Linked DNA regions of Homo sapiens: all the other regions are linked to region 2. The links are chromatin contacts, found by Hi-C or POLR2A ChIA-PET in ENCODE. All regions are on one chromosome and are shown on one strand. Each heading gives the region's core, a stretch centred on a gene start or an enhancer-like site at or near the end of the contact. The rest is flanking DNA. Distances are from core to core; before and after follow the strand shown. Region 1 holds the start of RTN4RL1 (reticulon 4 receptor like 1). Region 2 holds the start of PRPF8 (pre-mRNA processing factor 8). Region 3 overlaps YWHAE (tyrosine 3-monooxygenase/tryptophan 5-monooxygenase activation protein epsilon). Region 4 holds the start of SMG6-AS1 (SMG6 antisense RNA 1). Region 5 holds the start of BHLHA9 (basic helix-loop-helix family member a9).

Region 1 (2,700 bases), core at 116-2,615, 340 kb before region 2:
GCTAATTTTTGTATTTTTATTAGAGACCGGGTTTCACCATGCGGGCCAGGGTGGTCTCGAACTCCTGACCTCGTGATCTGCCTGCCTCCGCCTCCCAAAGTGCTAGGATTACAGGCGTGAGCCACCGCGCCCGGCCCTGACCTTCTTTTTGACCTTCCTATCATGTCACCTTTTCCTACAAGGAGGGATTCAGTTGGATTTCTGCTTGGATGTCACCTGCTCAGAGCAGCTTTCCTTGACTGCCACCTCTACCCCCGTGTCAGCTCCAGAACAATACTCTGCTTGTTTTTCTTCGAAGCACAATCTTCCCATCTTCTCTGGACTTTCCTCATTTGGCCCCTATTAAAATGGAAACTCCTTGAGGACAGGGCAAAGACAAGTCTTTTTCGTCTGCTGAATTTTCAGGAACAGTAGTGCCCCACACATGCTGAGCCTTCGGTGAATGTGTGTTGAATGACAGCCTTGGTCCATCCGCTTTTTCTTCTCTCCGAATCCCTCTGATCCCAGGCCAGCAGGGGGTGCCGCCTCCACCCAGGATCTCGCCTGGCCCGAACCTTCTCTTCCCTCAGCTCAACAGGCCCCTGCGGGACCCGCTTTCCAAGCGGCGCCTCCTCCATTTTCCGCGAACCCCCCGGCGGGGTCTGTGTGGACCAAGGGAGATCAGAGACCCCCCGCCGCCACCCCACCCAGGCGGAGACGGCCCACCCGAACCCGCACGGGTCCTTCCTTCTCCCTGGAATTTGCAGCTGGCCCTTTCCGAATGCTTGCTCCCCTCCTCTCCCCACGAAAGAACAGTGTCCTGGGACTCGGGGTGCGGGGCAGCCGGGTTCGCTGGAGCTGTTCAGTGCGGGGAAGAGCCGTCGAGACTGGGAGAAGGGGCGCTGGCCAGGGAGGAGACGGGGCAGGGAGCGGACTCGCGATCCGTACTCTGGGCGGCGGTCCTCGCGTCCCAGCCGCGTCTCCCGATGACCTCCAGCCGCGAAGGGCGAGCGGGCGGGGGCTGGGCTGCGGGTTCGGGCTCCAGGAGGCCTGCGGGGCCGGGGAGGGGCGTGGAGTGGTCCGAGGACCGGCTTGGGGACTGGGGGCAGGTGCCTGGACGGACGCGGGCCGAGCATCTTCCCCGGGGGCGGGCGCAGTGAAAACACCTTGGGAGGCGGCGCCGCGCGGCTGAGCGCTGCTGCCTTGGGAATAGGACGGCGCTCGGCACTGCGAGCTGAGAGCACTTTCATAAATTTTGTATGGGAGGCGCTCCGTGAGCGGGGGCGGGGAGCGGAGCGAGAGGGAGGGAGCTAGAGAGCAAGGGAGGGAGGGAGGAGGAGAGGAGGGGGAAGCCGGGGGGAGGAAGGGAGGCGCCCCGCTCCGCCGATCGCTCGGTCCTGCAAACGCGCGCCGGGCGCTTTCCCCGGAGCTCGGCGGTGCGTGCGAGCGCCCTTTTGCTGCAGCCGCGGCGGCGGTGGTCCGAGGGGGCGGAGAGGAGGGGGCTGCGGCCGGCCGGCCAGGGGGCGGCGTCCCCCCTCAAAACCGCCTGCGAAGTGCTCCGGGTGGCAGAAGCAGGCCGCCGGCTCCGCGGAGCAAGCCGCTCGCCCCGGGGCTGAGCAAGCGCGCGGGGCTGCCGGGCAGCACCACGGTTGCTTGCGGGCGCCGGTGCCCTCGGCGCGGGGCTGGAGCTCACCATGCCCCTGCGGGGCCGGGCCACCGGGCACGAGCGGATCCCCGGCTTGCCCCCGCCTCGACGCGCTCGGATTAGCTGCAGCTGGCGCCCAGGGATTTGAATCTGGACCCCGGGAGGGAGTGCGCCTAGGCCGACCTCGGAGCGGCGGCCCCGTGGCCAACATGCTTCGCAAAGGTGAGTTGGAGCCGCAGGGGCAAGTTGAAGTTGAATGCGCTCCGGAAAGAGCCGCGAGCCCGGGCGCCGCCCGGCGCCGGGGCTCCCGGTCTGGGAAGTAGCCCCCGGCGGGCTGGTGGGTTTTGCCGGGCGCACCCGCCGAGGGGCTGCTGCTGGGGCTCAGCTCCCGTCAGCGGCCAGTTGTGAGACACGGGGTTTTCTCCATGGATCGAGTGGCCAGGCCTAGAGATCCGGCCCGGAGGGGTCAGTCGGAGACCAGAGTGAGCGGCCGGTGGTGGAAGGGGAGCCGGCCTCCTGGGACCTTTGCTTTGCTGGGATAAAGTTTTGCACTTGCAGCCTCCATTCCCTGCGCGGGCACACGCCCTTGCTTCTGCCGCTTTGTGGAGGCCGAGTCCGCACGGCGCCCCCGTGCAGCCAGCGGTCAGTGACCGCGCGGCCCGGGCGCTCCCCGCGCGCCCTAGCTCCCCAGACGGGGCCCGGACGCGGACGTCTTCTCTGCAGTTCTGCTCTGATCGCTAGGGATGGGCTCTGGGCACCCAGCGGCTGAGGGTGGGGAGCGGCCAGCGCCTGATGTCCAGTTCCTCAAACTTTCATTATGCTGGGAGCGGAGGGACGCGAAAGCCGTGCCGCCAGTGTGCGCGACCGGTGCACAGCTCAACTTGAGGACAGCTGGCTTCGCGACCACCGTAGCTAGACGCCCCAGCAGCCCGGCCCGGTACGGAGCGCGGCAAAGTTGGTGCGGGCACCGGGGAAGTCCCGCCGCGCCCCCACGTGGTTGCCACGCGGGGCGCCGTCCCCCGGGCCCTGGGAGGGCAGGTGATCACGCCGGGAGCCCACGGGCCCCGCCACCAGCT
Region 2 (2,700 bases), core at 190-2,689:
ATCCTCTCGCCGCTGCCTCCCAACGTGCTAGGATTACAGGTATGAGTCACGGTGCCCGGCTTCTTTCTTAACTCTTTCTAGTAGTTCTACCACTTGGGATTACCTTTTTCCTTCCTCTCCATTTACCTTTATGAAATCCTCACATCCATCCATCTCCATCAAATCTTTAACAATTCTCCTCTGTCTTTTTTGACTGTAGGGACCTTTAGAACACCCAGCATTAAAAAATAGATTTCAGGCCGGGCATGGGGGCTCACGCCTGTAATCCCAGCACTTTGGGAGGGCCGAGGCAGGAGGATTTCGTAAGGTCAGGAGTTTGAGACCAGCCTGGCCAACATAGTGAAACCCTGTCTCTACTAAAAATCCAAAACTTAGCCGGCAGTAGTGGCGCGTGCCTGTAATCCAGCTACTCTGGAGACTGAGGCAGGAGAATTGCTTGATCCTGGGAGGTGGAGGTTGTGATGAATTGAGATCGCGCCATTGCACTCCAGTCTGGGCAACAGAGTGAGACCCTGTCTCAAAAAAACAAAAGGAATATTTTTTAAATTTTTACCGTTCTGAAAGCACATTGACATCCTTTGAATTTTTTTCTAATTATTTCACTTTGATTTGTAAATTCTCAACTAGATTCAGGGGCTGTATGGGTTACAATTCCTCTGCACCCTCCACAGAATTTCAGACTTTTTTTTTTCCCCCGAGACAGAGTCTCGCTCTGTCACCCAGGCTGGAGTGCAGTGGCGCGATCTTGGCTCACTGCAACCTCCCCCTCCCGGGTCAAGCGATTCTCCTGCCTCAGCCTCCCGAGTAGCTGGGACTACAGGCGCCCGCCACCACGCCCGGCTAATGTTTGTATTTTTAGTAGAGACGGGGTTTCACCATGTTGGCCAGGCTGGCCTCGAACTTCTGGCTTTAAGTGATCCGCCTGCCTCGGCCTCCCAAAGTGCTGCGATTCCAGGCGTGAGCCACCGCGCCCGGCCAAGGTCTTAATTCTTGCCTGCCTTTCTGCTCCCCTGTGAACTCTACTGGTTGTCTTTTTTCCTGCTTTATCCCTCGTCCTCGGTAGACAGTGATGGTTAAATGAATGAATGCATGAACAAATGACTGTCCAGGAGCTAGTACTGCATTGCATGTACACATTGATGACAACAGACATCGTACAATGCGCAATCTTGGCAAATTTATTCAAACCCTTTAGACTTCGCTCTCTCACAGTGCGACGCCGGGAGCCCATCACACGCTGAGGTCTGTCAGAGGCCCCAGAAACAGCCTCGGAAATGGAGGAGGCGGGGCTTCACCCCGACCACACCCCCTTGCGTTCAAAGCCTTTCCGCCTATGGGCCCGCCTCCTCGGCGCAGTGTGCAACTCTAATTGGTCGTCTCACTAATCCATCTGAGCACCTCGGCGCCGACTGGATCAACTGCTGAACTCGGGTTGCGCACTTCCCGGCGCTGGGAACGCGGAGCGGACGCAGTCTGGCCGCCATTGCGCTGCGGGGAAAGCGGCCTCTTGTGTGAGGGCCTGTGGGGTGCGTGGCAGGCGTTTAAGGCCGGGCTGCGGGAGGCGTGGTCGGGTCGGGCCGAGTGACCGAAGGGGTTAGGCCGGGCGGGGCTGGATGCACTGTGTGGCGGGACTGCAGGCCGGGGTCCCCGGACGCCTTTCTGCTGCGCTTCTTGTGGGCCCGGGCCTGTGGTTAGTGAATTTTTCTATCCCGCCGCTCCCCAGATTCTCCGGATATGGCCGGAGTGTTTCCTTATCGAGGGCCGGGTAACCCGGTGCCTGGCCCTCTAGCCCCGCTACCGGACTACATGTCGGAGGAGAAGCTGCAGGAGAAAGGTGAGGCGAGAGTGTGGAGCGGCGCGCGGGCCGGAGGCGGGGCGGGTGTGCGCGCGCGCAGGCGGGTGGGGACCCTCCCCGTTTGGGCAGCTCCTGAGGTGTCAGCTCCCTTGTTATTTCCAGTTAATTTTTCATCAAGTCATTTTAAGCGCGTATTATTTGCAAGCGCTGATCCAGCGGGGGTACAGTAGTGACGGAGACAAAATTCCTGTCCTTACGGGGTTTAAATTACAGCGGGAGAGACAGAGAATAACAAAACCTTGAAGCTCTGTAATAAAAATGTCAGGCCGGGCGCGGTGGCTCACGGTTGTAATCCCAGCACTTTGGGAGGCCCAGGCGGGCGGATCACCTGAGGTCAGGAGTTCGAGACCAGCCTGGCCAACACAGTGAAACCTCGTCTCTACGAAAAATACAAAAATGAGTCGTGTGTGGTGGCGCGTGTCTATAATCCCAGCTACTGGGGAGGCTGAGGCAGGAGAATGGCTTGAACCCAGGAGGCGGAGGTTGCAGTGAGCCGACATCGCACCATTGCACTCCAGCCTGGGAGACAGAGTGAAACAACCTCTCAAAAAAAAAAAAAAAAGTCAGATAGTGATCAATGTGATGAAAGGAAAAACAGAGTAAAATGGTAAGGGAATTGGCAAGGGGTGCTTCTTCCTGCTGGTGCCTGCTTCTCCCTCACACTCACTGACAGGAGCTTACCCTAGGGCAAGAGGTGAAGAGGATTAGGGGGAGGGTGTGCAGGCCTTTAAACTGAGGTGCCTTTCCAGCTCGAAAATGGCAGCAATTGCAGGCCAAGCGCTATGCAGAAAAGCGGAAGTTTGGGTTTGTGGATGCCCAGAAGGAAGACATGCCCCCAGAACATG
Region 3 (2,700 bases), core at 10-2,509, 320 kb after region 2:
TCTCAGCTCACTGCAACCTCTGCCTCCCAGGTTCAAGCAGTTCTCCTGCCTCAGCCTTCCTGGTAGCTGGGATTACAAGCGTGCACCACCATGCCCAGCTAATTTTTGTATTTTTAGTAGAGACGGGTTTCACCATGTTGGCCAGGCTGGTCTCGAACTCCTGACCTCAGGCGATCCACCCACCTTGGCCTCCCAAAGTGCTGAGATTACAGGTGTGATCCACCGTGCCCGTCCAATTTAGTAGTGTTTTATGAAGTCACCATCTCTTTCATACCTATTAGTTAAGGTATGCTTATGCTTAGGGTGTTAATGAAAGCTAAGGATGCTTATTTAAATGCAGATTCTTTCTTTTGGTTTTTTTTGAGATGGAGTCTGCTCTGTTGCCCCAGGTGGCATACAGTGGGGCGATCTCAGTTGCAATCTCTGCCTCCTGGGTTCAAGCAATTCTGCTGCCTCAGCTTCCCAAGTAGCTGTAATTACAGGCGCGCACCACCAAACGCAGCTAATTTTTGTATTTTTAGTAGAGACCGTTTCACCACGTTGGCCAGGCTGGCCTTGAATTCGTGACCTCAAATGATCTGCCCACCTTGGCCTCCCACAGTTCTGGGATTATATGCATGAGCCACTACATCCAGCCTATTTTTATTTTTATTTTTATTTTATTTATTCTATTTTTTTTTTTTTGAGGTGGAGTCTCTGTTGCTGGGCTGGAGTGCAGCGGCATGATCTTGGCTCACTGCAATCTCCACCTTCTGGGTTCAAGCGATTCTCCTGTCTCAGTCTCTAGAGTACCTGGGACTACAGGCGTGCATCACCACGCCCAGCTAATTTTTGTATTTTTAGTAGAGACAGTGTTTCACCATGTTGGCCAGGATAGTCTTTATCTCTTGACCTGGTGATGTGCCACCTCGGCCTGCCAAAGTGCTGGGATTTACAGGCATGAGCCACTGTGCCCAGCCTCTGTTTTTATTTTTTAGAGACAGGGTCTCGAACTCCTGAGCTCGAGTGATTCTCCTGCCTCAGCTCTCAAAGTGCTAGGGGTATGAGCCACTTACTCCTGGCCCTAAAATGCAGATTCTTGAGTCTCATCACCAAAGATTGAAACGTGGGTAATGTTGGAGAGCCACATGGTAATATGGCATCAAAAATAAGTTTTTATTAATGTATTTATTCAGTTACTATTTCTTGTGCTGTTTGTGGCGCTTTGCATTCACACGCCGTTGTGTTTCCCTATGCTTGCGGTAGATGCCAAGGCTTTTCTGGGCCCCTTTCTTTGCTCGCCACCTAGTGGTAACAAGTAGGAATCATCAGAAGTTTTACCAATGAAGGAGCTTCATACGAGGAAGGATAGAAAACATCCAAAGTCTGTTGGTGGCCAACCATATACTCCGTATATTTTTGCTGTATGAACAAATTCCCCTTCCTTTTGTATTTTTGGAAATACTATTTATTTGTGAGACAATACATTTTAGAACCTGTAAATTCTTAATCTTTCTCTTAAACTGACAGCTCATTTTTTTTTGCTGGAAAATAGTTAGGTGTGCCTAATTACCTTATTTAATGAGAGGTGCTTTCAGACCACACTAAATTATATTAGATAGTATATGAAGTCTTTCTCACTCCACCTAACTACCTTCTGGAGTCTTTGTATTGGCTCTTAGTTTGGTTTCCTTTACATGTTTTTGGCTTTTTACTCATATTAGTTTTGATGATTATGAAATTATTTTTGTTAAAATGTTTTTTTCGCAGTAGCTTGACAGAAAAAAACTACTTTGAAAGGAATATGTTAAGAAAACTTCAAATTTGTAAGGTCTGACTTTTCCTTTTCCCATACAGAAATGGTGGAGTCAATGAAGAAAGTAGCAGGGATGGATGTGGAGCTGACAGTTGAAGAAAGAAACCTCCTATCTGTTGCATATAAGAATGTGATTGGAGCTAGAAGAGCCTCCTGGAGAATAATCAGCAGCATTGAACAGAAAGAAGAAAACAAGGGAGGAGAAGACAAGCTAAAAATGATTCGGGAATATCGGCAAATGGTGAGATTGTTGTGCCATCATCCCCCCTTATCCACAGTTTGAGTTACCTGTAGGACGGTACACTTAAGATTTTGAGAGAAAAGGAGACTACATTCATATAACTTGTATTACAGTATGTTATAATGTTTCTGATATTGATCTTTGTGCCTGGTTTATAAGTTAAACTTACCCGTGGCTATGCATGAGGACAAAACATAGTCTGTATCAGGTTTGGTATTTTCCATGGTTTCATCACATCCACTGGCAGGTCTCAATGGATCCCTCTTGGATAAGGGGGAACTATTGTATTTTCAAGCAAAATGATGACTGTTTTTTAAAAAAATATGGTGGGTTGGCCAGGCGCGGTGGCTCAGGCCTGTAATCCCAGCACTTTGGGAGGCTGAGGTGGGCGGATCACGAGGTCAGGAGATCGAGACCATCCTGGCTAACATGGTGAAACCCCGTCTCTACTAAAAATACAAAACATTAGCTGGGCGTGGTGGCGGGAGCCTGTGGTCCCAGCTACTCGGGAGGCTGAGGCAGGAGAATGGTGTGAATCCGGGAGGCGGAGCTTGCGGTGAGCCGAGATCGCACTGCTGCACTCCAGCCTGGGTGACAGAGCGCGAGACTCCATCTAAAAAAAAAAAAAAGCACCCAAAAACCAATATATTGGGTTAATTTGTCT
Region 4 (2,700 bases), core at 94-2,593, 400 kb before region 2:
TTTGTGAAAACACATTAGTCTGAGTTAAATTTCTTGTGGCCAATCCTGGAGGTTTGGCTCATTAAAGATGATAATTAACCCATTGCTAATTGACCTCAGAAGCCAGCCAAGCAGCCTGTATTTTACCAGCCTTGGTGTTGGATTTGTAGGCTATTTTAAGGTTTCTTAATAATCTCAGAAAGACTTCATGTTCCTGTCTGCATCTTATTTGCTCTAAGGACATTCTGTAAAATTAACAAGCTATAAAGTTTGATTGAAGGTTTCAACAAATGTGAGAATAATTGGCTCCATTTAGAGAAACAAGAAAAACAACCTGTAAACTTGAGTTTGTGGGGGGAAACCCGTGTGATTGTTCTCTTTAACCAGAGGAGCAGTAGCAAGCTGGACTGTTAAGACTAGAAAAAAGAACTGGCTGATAGTACAAGTTTAAACTCCGATTTCTCCAAACCAAAAATTCAGAAAAAGAAATTTTGCAAAATGACTAGTAACCATGGTTGTGCCTTCCAAGAAGCCTGTTTGGAGAAAACGGGGACCAGGTAACGATAGAGCGAGTCCCTCACTCCCTAGAGCTTGCATCCAGGGTCCTGGCTCTCCAGCCCTTCCTCATATTCCCTGGCTAGATTTGGAGGTTTTCTCCCTTCCCCGGGGCTGCCCTGAGGTGTTAAGTCTTGCAACTCAGAGCACATGAGTATGTGATACCTGGTGCTTAGTTCCCGTTCTCTCTTACCCTCCCTACCTTCATAAAGCAGCATATAGCTCGTTTTCTCTCCCCAACCCCCCTCCCCCGCCGGGCATCTCTACCCACACTGTGCTTGTTCCCTACCGAGTGGCTGTGAAGAGTCACCAGTTTTCAGAGAACACCATTTTTTCTTCTTTCCTTTTTTTTTTTTTTTTTTTTGAGACAGAGTCTCGCCTTGTTGCCTGGGCTGGAGTGCGGTGGTGCAATCTCGGCTCACTGCAACCTCCACCTCCCAGATTCAAGCGATTCTCCTGCCTCAGCCTCCCTAGTAGCTGGGACTACCACATGTACTACCACACCCGGCTGATTTTTGTATTTTTAGTAGAGATGGGGTTTCACCATGTTGTCCAGGCTGGTCTTGAACTCCTGACCTCAGGTGATCTGCCCACCTTGGCCTCCCAAAGTGCTGACATGACATTCGTGAGCTACCGTGCCCAGTCAAGAAACACCATTTTTCTTTACTTCTCCACCTCTCCACCTTAAATACCCCAGAACAGTAACCCAGTCTACTCTCTTGACCTAGAGGTTTTCTCCTTTGTTCCTCGCTCCCCTTGGCTCCAGCCCCTACTTACCCGATGCTTACATTATCTCTCTCTAAGGAACTGAGCCTAGGAGAGAACAGCCTCCGGTATCGCCTCTCCACATCTCACTTTCAGTTTTCCTTTCTGCTTGGTTCTTTGCGTGTGGACTTGATTAGAGTGATAACTGGAGCCCTAAAGCTAAAGGTTTCAGTTCCTGCTGCAGTGGTAAGCTGCCTCCGACAATCTTCAGGGGAAGGGAAAGGGGCTTTCTTTCAGCTCTTCCCTGACCTAAAGCCCCAGTTTTCTTTCCCAAGCTGATTGAAATGATTTGTATGTGATATTTTGTCAATTAACTTGGGAATTCTTGACAATCGCCTACACAGTGCATCTCCCTCCAGAAGGGTCAGGACTGTGACTGAGAAGGTACACCGCAGAGGAGAGGTCCGTAGGCTCCCCAGGGTGTTCCCTGGCTGGCGGCCCTTTTAGTCGCCTCTATCCCCAGTCCAGCCCCACGTGCTAATGTAGCCCAGGAAGGGAGCCTCTCCCGCCCAGCTCTTTCTCCTCTGGAGGATCCAGAGTTTGCCCCCAGAGCTGCGATATACATGCCACTTACATTCTCTGGTTTTCATTGATATAGAGTGGAAAAATGTGCTCACGAGCAGAGTTAACTGTGGGGATGATGTCACAGACTTCATCTGGAGTCCTTCCTCTCCAAGCAGGGAGTCCAGCTTTAACCCCTCTCCTACCAGGAAGTCCTCCTAGACCAAGCAAAGATCATCTTGGAATTGGCTTTTTGTCAGTGGTTTGAAAGGCTTCTTTCATTATGAAGTCTCTTATTAACTGTATTTAAACTGTCTTGTGTTGCTTTTTCCCTGACTCAAGTGCTGGAGGCTTTGTCTAGGAGAATATTCCCGTAAGTCTCCTACAGAACTCCAGCATCAAGAGAGCGGTGGTCCTCTCCCCAGTGGGCTTATTCCCCCCAAGTTAAGACAGAATGCTTTTGCAGACAGGCCAGTGAGCTACAGACAGAAGGTTTCTCTGTGCCTCTGGGCAAGCCCTGGACATTCTGCCTCTCAGTTTCTCCATCTACTAAAGAGCTCAGACTGTGCACTTCTCACTCCCACAGTACACTTTACACAGCTTTGACCATCCTCCCTGCTGCTTGGATTGCAAAGGACAGGGTACTCTTCCAAAAGACAGACAACCTTTCTCTCTCCAAACAGGTAGAATCCTTTCCAGGCCTGTTAACACCAGGTCAGAGACCCCAGTAGATCACAGCCTTTTGCATATCAGCCAGCAGTTGTCCTTGTCCTAGAGAAGGAACTAATAGCTATGACAGACACAATCCCCAAGGAAACCAATTTCCTTCTAAATGGGGCGGAAATGAAAACTGGGAGAGGGCTACTCCTCGTTGCTTGTGTCCATGGAATAGGCAATTCC
Region 5 (2,700 bases), core at 109-2,608, 410 kb after region 2:
TATTTGGCTGCTGCCCCTGCCTGCCTCTCCCGGATCCTGCCTCTCCCGGATCAGGCTTGGGCAGCAGCGCAGGCAGGGAAGGGGACTCCGCACTCATGTGCCCACGAGACCACAGCAGGCCCCACCCGCATTCCCACGCTCCCACACCTCCTGCCTCAAAGCCCTCACTCTCCTAAAAGCATCGAGAACACACAGGGCTCGGAGGCGCAGGAGTGCGAAGGCGGCATTCCAAGACGAGTTCGAGTCCAAGATGAGTTCAGGATCCTGAGCCTTTCTGGCAACTGCCTCCCTAGGCTGGGATGTGGGGGCGCAGCCCCAGGCCCCGGAGCTCCTTCTCTCTGCCCCAGGCTGGGATGTGGGGGCGCAACCCCGGGTCCCGGAGCTCCTTCTCTCTGGCGAGCTCCTTCTCTTCCACGCCAGGTCTCAGCCGGTCCAGTTCTGCTCTGTCCAAGACGCCTTTGCAGTCCCGGGTTTTATAGTCCAGCTGCCAGCCCGGCCTCCCTGCAGCCCAGCCGGTGCCTCGAGGCCGGTCAGGAGCGCGGATGGCCCATCCCGGGGGCGGATCGCAGGTAGCCCCGCGGCCAGGGAGGCGGCCCGGCAGAGGAAGCCCCCGGACAGCGGCGCCAGCTTCCCCCGGAGGCCTGTGCTAGGCCCGGCCCCTCGGCCACCGCACTGGGCCGTGCCAGGGGCGCGTGCGGGGGGCACGAGGCGCAGCGGGGCGCGGACGGCACCGAGGGGCGGGCGGCGTCTGGGCGCGCGAGGCTGGGCCCTGCAGGCGGCGGGGGGCTGGCGCCTGTGTCCCCGGTGTCCCCGCGCGCGGCCGGGCCGTGGCACTCCAGGTGTCCGCAGGGCCCGCGGGGCGCGGGGCTGGCGCGCAGGACCAGGGAGAGCGCGGCGATGCGGTGGATGGCCCTGCGCAGCGTGGCGATCTTGGAGAGCCTCTTGCCGCCCAGGTCGTGCCGCAGCGCCCGGCGCAGCGCGTTGAAGGCCTCGTTGTAGTCTAGGATGCGCTTGCGCTCCCGCACGTTGGCGGCCATGCGCCGCGCCTTGGACCGCACCGGCCGCGCGCGCCTCCTGCCCGCCGGCTCCTCCGCCTCGCCCCGGCTGCAGGAAGCGCCGTTCGCCCCCAGCACCCCCGAATCGCCCCCGGGCTCGGGGCAGGGGCCCCCCAAGTCCTCCGCAGAGTCCTCGGCCCCCTTCCGCGCCGTGAGGCCTAGTCCTGGCGCGCCCCGCAGCATGGCCTTCCCGGGCACTCGCCCTCTGCCCCAGCCCCGGCCCTCTGCCCTCTGCCCTCTGCCCACTGCCTTGGCCCGGCTCGCGACGCGGACGGTCCCCGGCTCCTGGGGCTGGACACTCCCGAGACAGGCCCCTTCCAGCTGGGCTTTATGGCACCACGCGGCGCCCCGCCCTCCCGTCCATCCATCTCCCTCCTCCTGCTTTATTATCGGCCTCCAGGTAGGTCGGCGGGGGAGGAACCGAGGGGAAGAAGGAAAGCAAGGAGGGAAGCTTGCAGGTTCTTGTAAGCGGGGACCAGACGGGCAGCCCGGCCACGCTGCCCCGGGGACCTTGCCCTGCCTAGCTCTGGGGCCGCTGTGGGGTGTCTGGGTTCCACATTCTTCCTCCCCATTCCCAGATAAGGTGCTAAGTTTGGCTTCTAGCAGGAGAGCTGATAGGAATAAAAAGAGGCAGAGGGCCGGGCACTGGGGCTCACGCCTGTCATCCCAGCAGTTTGGGAGGCCGAGGCGGGCGGATCACTTGAGTTCAGGAGTTCGAGACCAGCCTGGCCAACAGAGTATATAAAACCCCGTCTACTAAAAACACAAAAATTAGCCGGGCGTGGTGGCAGGCGCCTGTAATCCCAGTTACTCGGGAGGCTGAGGCAGGAGAATGGCTTGAGCCCAGGAGCTGGAGGTTGCAGTGAGCCGAGATCGCACCACTGCACTCTAGCCTGGGAGACAGAACGAGACTCCGTCTCAGAAAAACAACAACAAAAACAACAACAAAACCTTGAAAGTTCTTGTCAAGTCCCGTGGGCAACCACAGAGATGTCACTGAGGAAAAGCATGAGTGTCCCGGCAGGACTCATATGGGAGGCGCAGGGCCCTGCAGGTAAAGCTGACCCAGAGCTTCCGGCTTTTTCAGCTATGGAGGGCGGCTGGCTGCAATTGGGGTTCGGGTTTTGGTTGGGCCTGACTCTCCCTCCACTGCCCTTTGACTCCCCTTCTGCAGGCAGAGCTGGGATGAGTCAGCAGCAGAGGGTGACGGGGAAGATCCCTTTGCAGCCCTGGGTCCACATCAGGGGCATCTTTGGGGTCCAGAGCCCTCGGGCAGCCCCATCTTGTGACACAGCCCTGCCAGGTTATGAACTCAATGAGCAGCCTCTGTCCTCTTCCCCCAGGGATTTGCATTTGAAAGAGGGTCTCAGAAAAAAGATGATGTTTATTCCCAAAGAAAGACCCCCAGTAGAATTTCCGGCATCCACAGCTGAGTTATTTGGAGCGCCTGAAGGCCACTCATTCCCAGTCACAATCCAAATGCCTCTAAGATGCCAAGGCCTATGGCATTGGAATGGGTGTGTGGTTCACATCCATCTCGCCAAAAGAGCATTGCCAATAACCCCATTATTTCAAACTGTGAATTTCTCCATAAAAGAAAATAATAAGGCATTAGGAAGCAGAGTGTATGTATTTACTTCTGTGA

The links. A loop is a pair of places that touch in the nucleus more often than their neighbours do. ChIA-PET counts read pairs that join two places held with the same protein, here RNA polymerase II (POLR2A). Pooled maps may share reads with other maps.
Region 1: a loop to region 2 is called in a map of CD4-positive, alpha-beta memory T cell, with 14 times the contacts of the local background. The contact joins the promoter of RTN4RL1 here to the promoter of PRPF8 in region 2. A Hi-C loop is called at or near these places in 3 of 168 maps with a recorded cell type or tissue (CD4-positive, alpha-beta memory T cell, heart left ventricle and ovary), 3 of 37 single-sample maps with no recorded cell type and 14 of 50 pooled maps. POLR2A ChIA-PET finds 5 or more read pairs at or near these places in 1 of 52 experiments (activated CD4-positive, alpha-beta T cell).
Region 3: a pooled map shows a loop between it and region 2 (3-fold over the local background). The contact joins the enhancer-like site here to the promoter of PRPF8 in region 2. A Hi-C loop is called at or near these places in 2 of 50 pooled maps. POLR2A ChIA-PET finds 5 or more read pairs at or near these places in 2 of 52 experiments (CD4-positive, alpha-beta T cell and common myeloid progenitor, CD34-positive).
Region 4: a pooled map shows a loop between it and region 2 (5-fold over the local background). The contact joins the promoter of SMG6-AS1 here to the promoter of PRPF8 in region 2. A Hi-C loop is called at or near these places in 5 of 50 pooled maps. POLR2A ChIA-PET finds 5 or more read pairs at or near these places in 2 of 52 experiments (activated B cell and activated CD4-positive, alpha-beta T cell).
Region 5: a loop to region 2 is called in a map with no recorded cell type, with 17 times the contacts of the local background. The contact joins the promoter of BHLHA9 here to the promoter of PRPF8 in region 2. A Hi-C loop is called at or near these places in 1 of 37 single-sample maps with no recorded cell type and 3 of 50 pooled maps. POLR2A ChIA-PET finds 5 or more read pairs at or near these places in 1 of 52 experiments (HEK293).

The regions. Positions count from the first base shown.
Region 1 is chr17:2,023,999-2,026,698 of GRCh38, reverse strand. It overlaps RTN4RL1 (reticulon 4 receptor like 1), which reads left to right and starts at 1,365. Exons shown (of 2, transcript NM_178568.4): 1 at 1,365-1,846. The coding sequence starts at 1,834. RefSeq lists enhancers at 304-804, 1,973-2,518.
Region 2 is chr17:1,683,606-1,686,305 of GRCh38, reverse strand. PRPF8 (pre-mRNA processing factor 8) reads left to right here and starts at 1,439. Exons shown (of 43, transcript NM_006445.4): 1 at 1,439-1,526; 2 at 1,724-1,834; 3 at 2,605-2,700. The coding sequence starts at 1,735.
Region 3 is chr17:1,364,195-1,366,894 of GRCh38, reverse strand. YWHAE (tyrosine 3-monooxygenase/tryptophan 5-monooxygenase activation protein epsilon) reads left to right here. Exons shown (of 6, transcript NM_006761.5): 2 at 1,837-2,036. Among named protein-coding and RNA genes, the nearest start is that of YWHAE, 35 kb to the left of the region's middle. Within about 2 kb of position 1,259, at least 10 of the 41 ENCODE cell types and tissues checked have a DNase peak (open chromatin) inside an H3K27ac peak, as active enhancers do.
Region 4 is chr17:2,088,381-2,091,080 of GRCh38, reverse strand. SMG6-AS1 (SMG6 antisense RNA 1) reads right to left here and starts at 1,343. Exons shown (of 2, transcript NR_199038.1): 1 at 1,312-1,343. All of the region lies in intron 13 of SMG6 (SMG6 nonsense mediated mRNA decay factor), which reads left to right. RefSeq lists enhancers at 1,212-1,291, 1,322-1,421, 1,442-1,541, 1,552-1,731.
Region 5 is chr17:1,269,102-1,271,801 of GRCh38, reverse strand. It overlaps BHLHA9 (basic helix-loop-helix family member a9), which reads right to left and starts at 1,358. Exons shown (of 1, transcript NM_001164405.2): 1 at 1-1,358. The coding sequence starts at 1,238. The coding sequence ends at 531. RefSeq lists enhancers at 206-956, 2,561-2,700.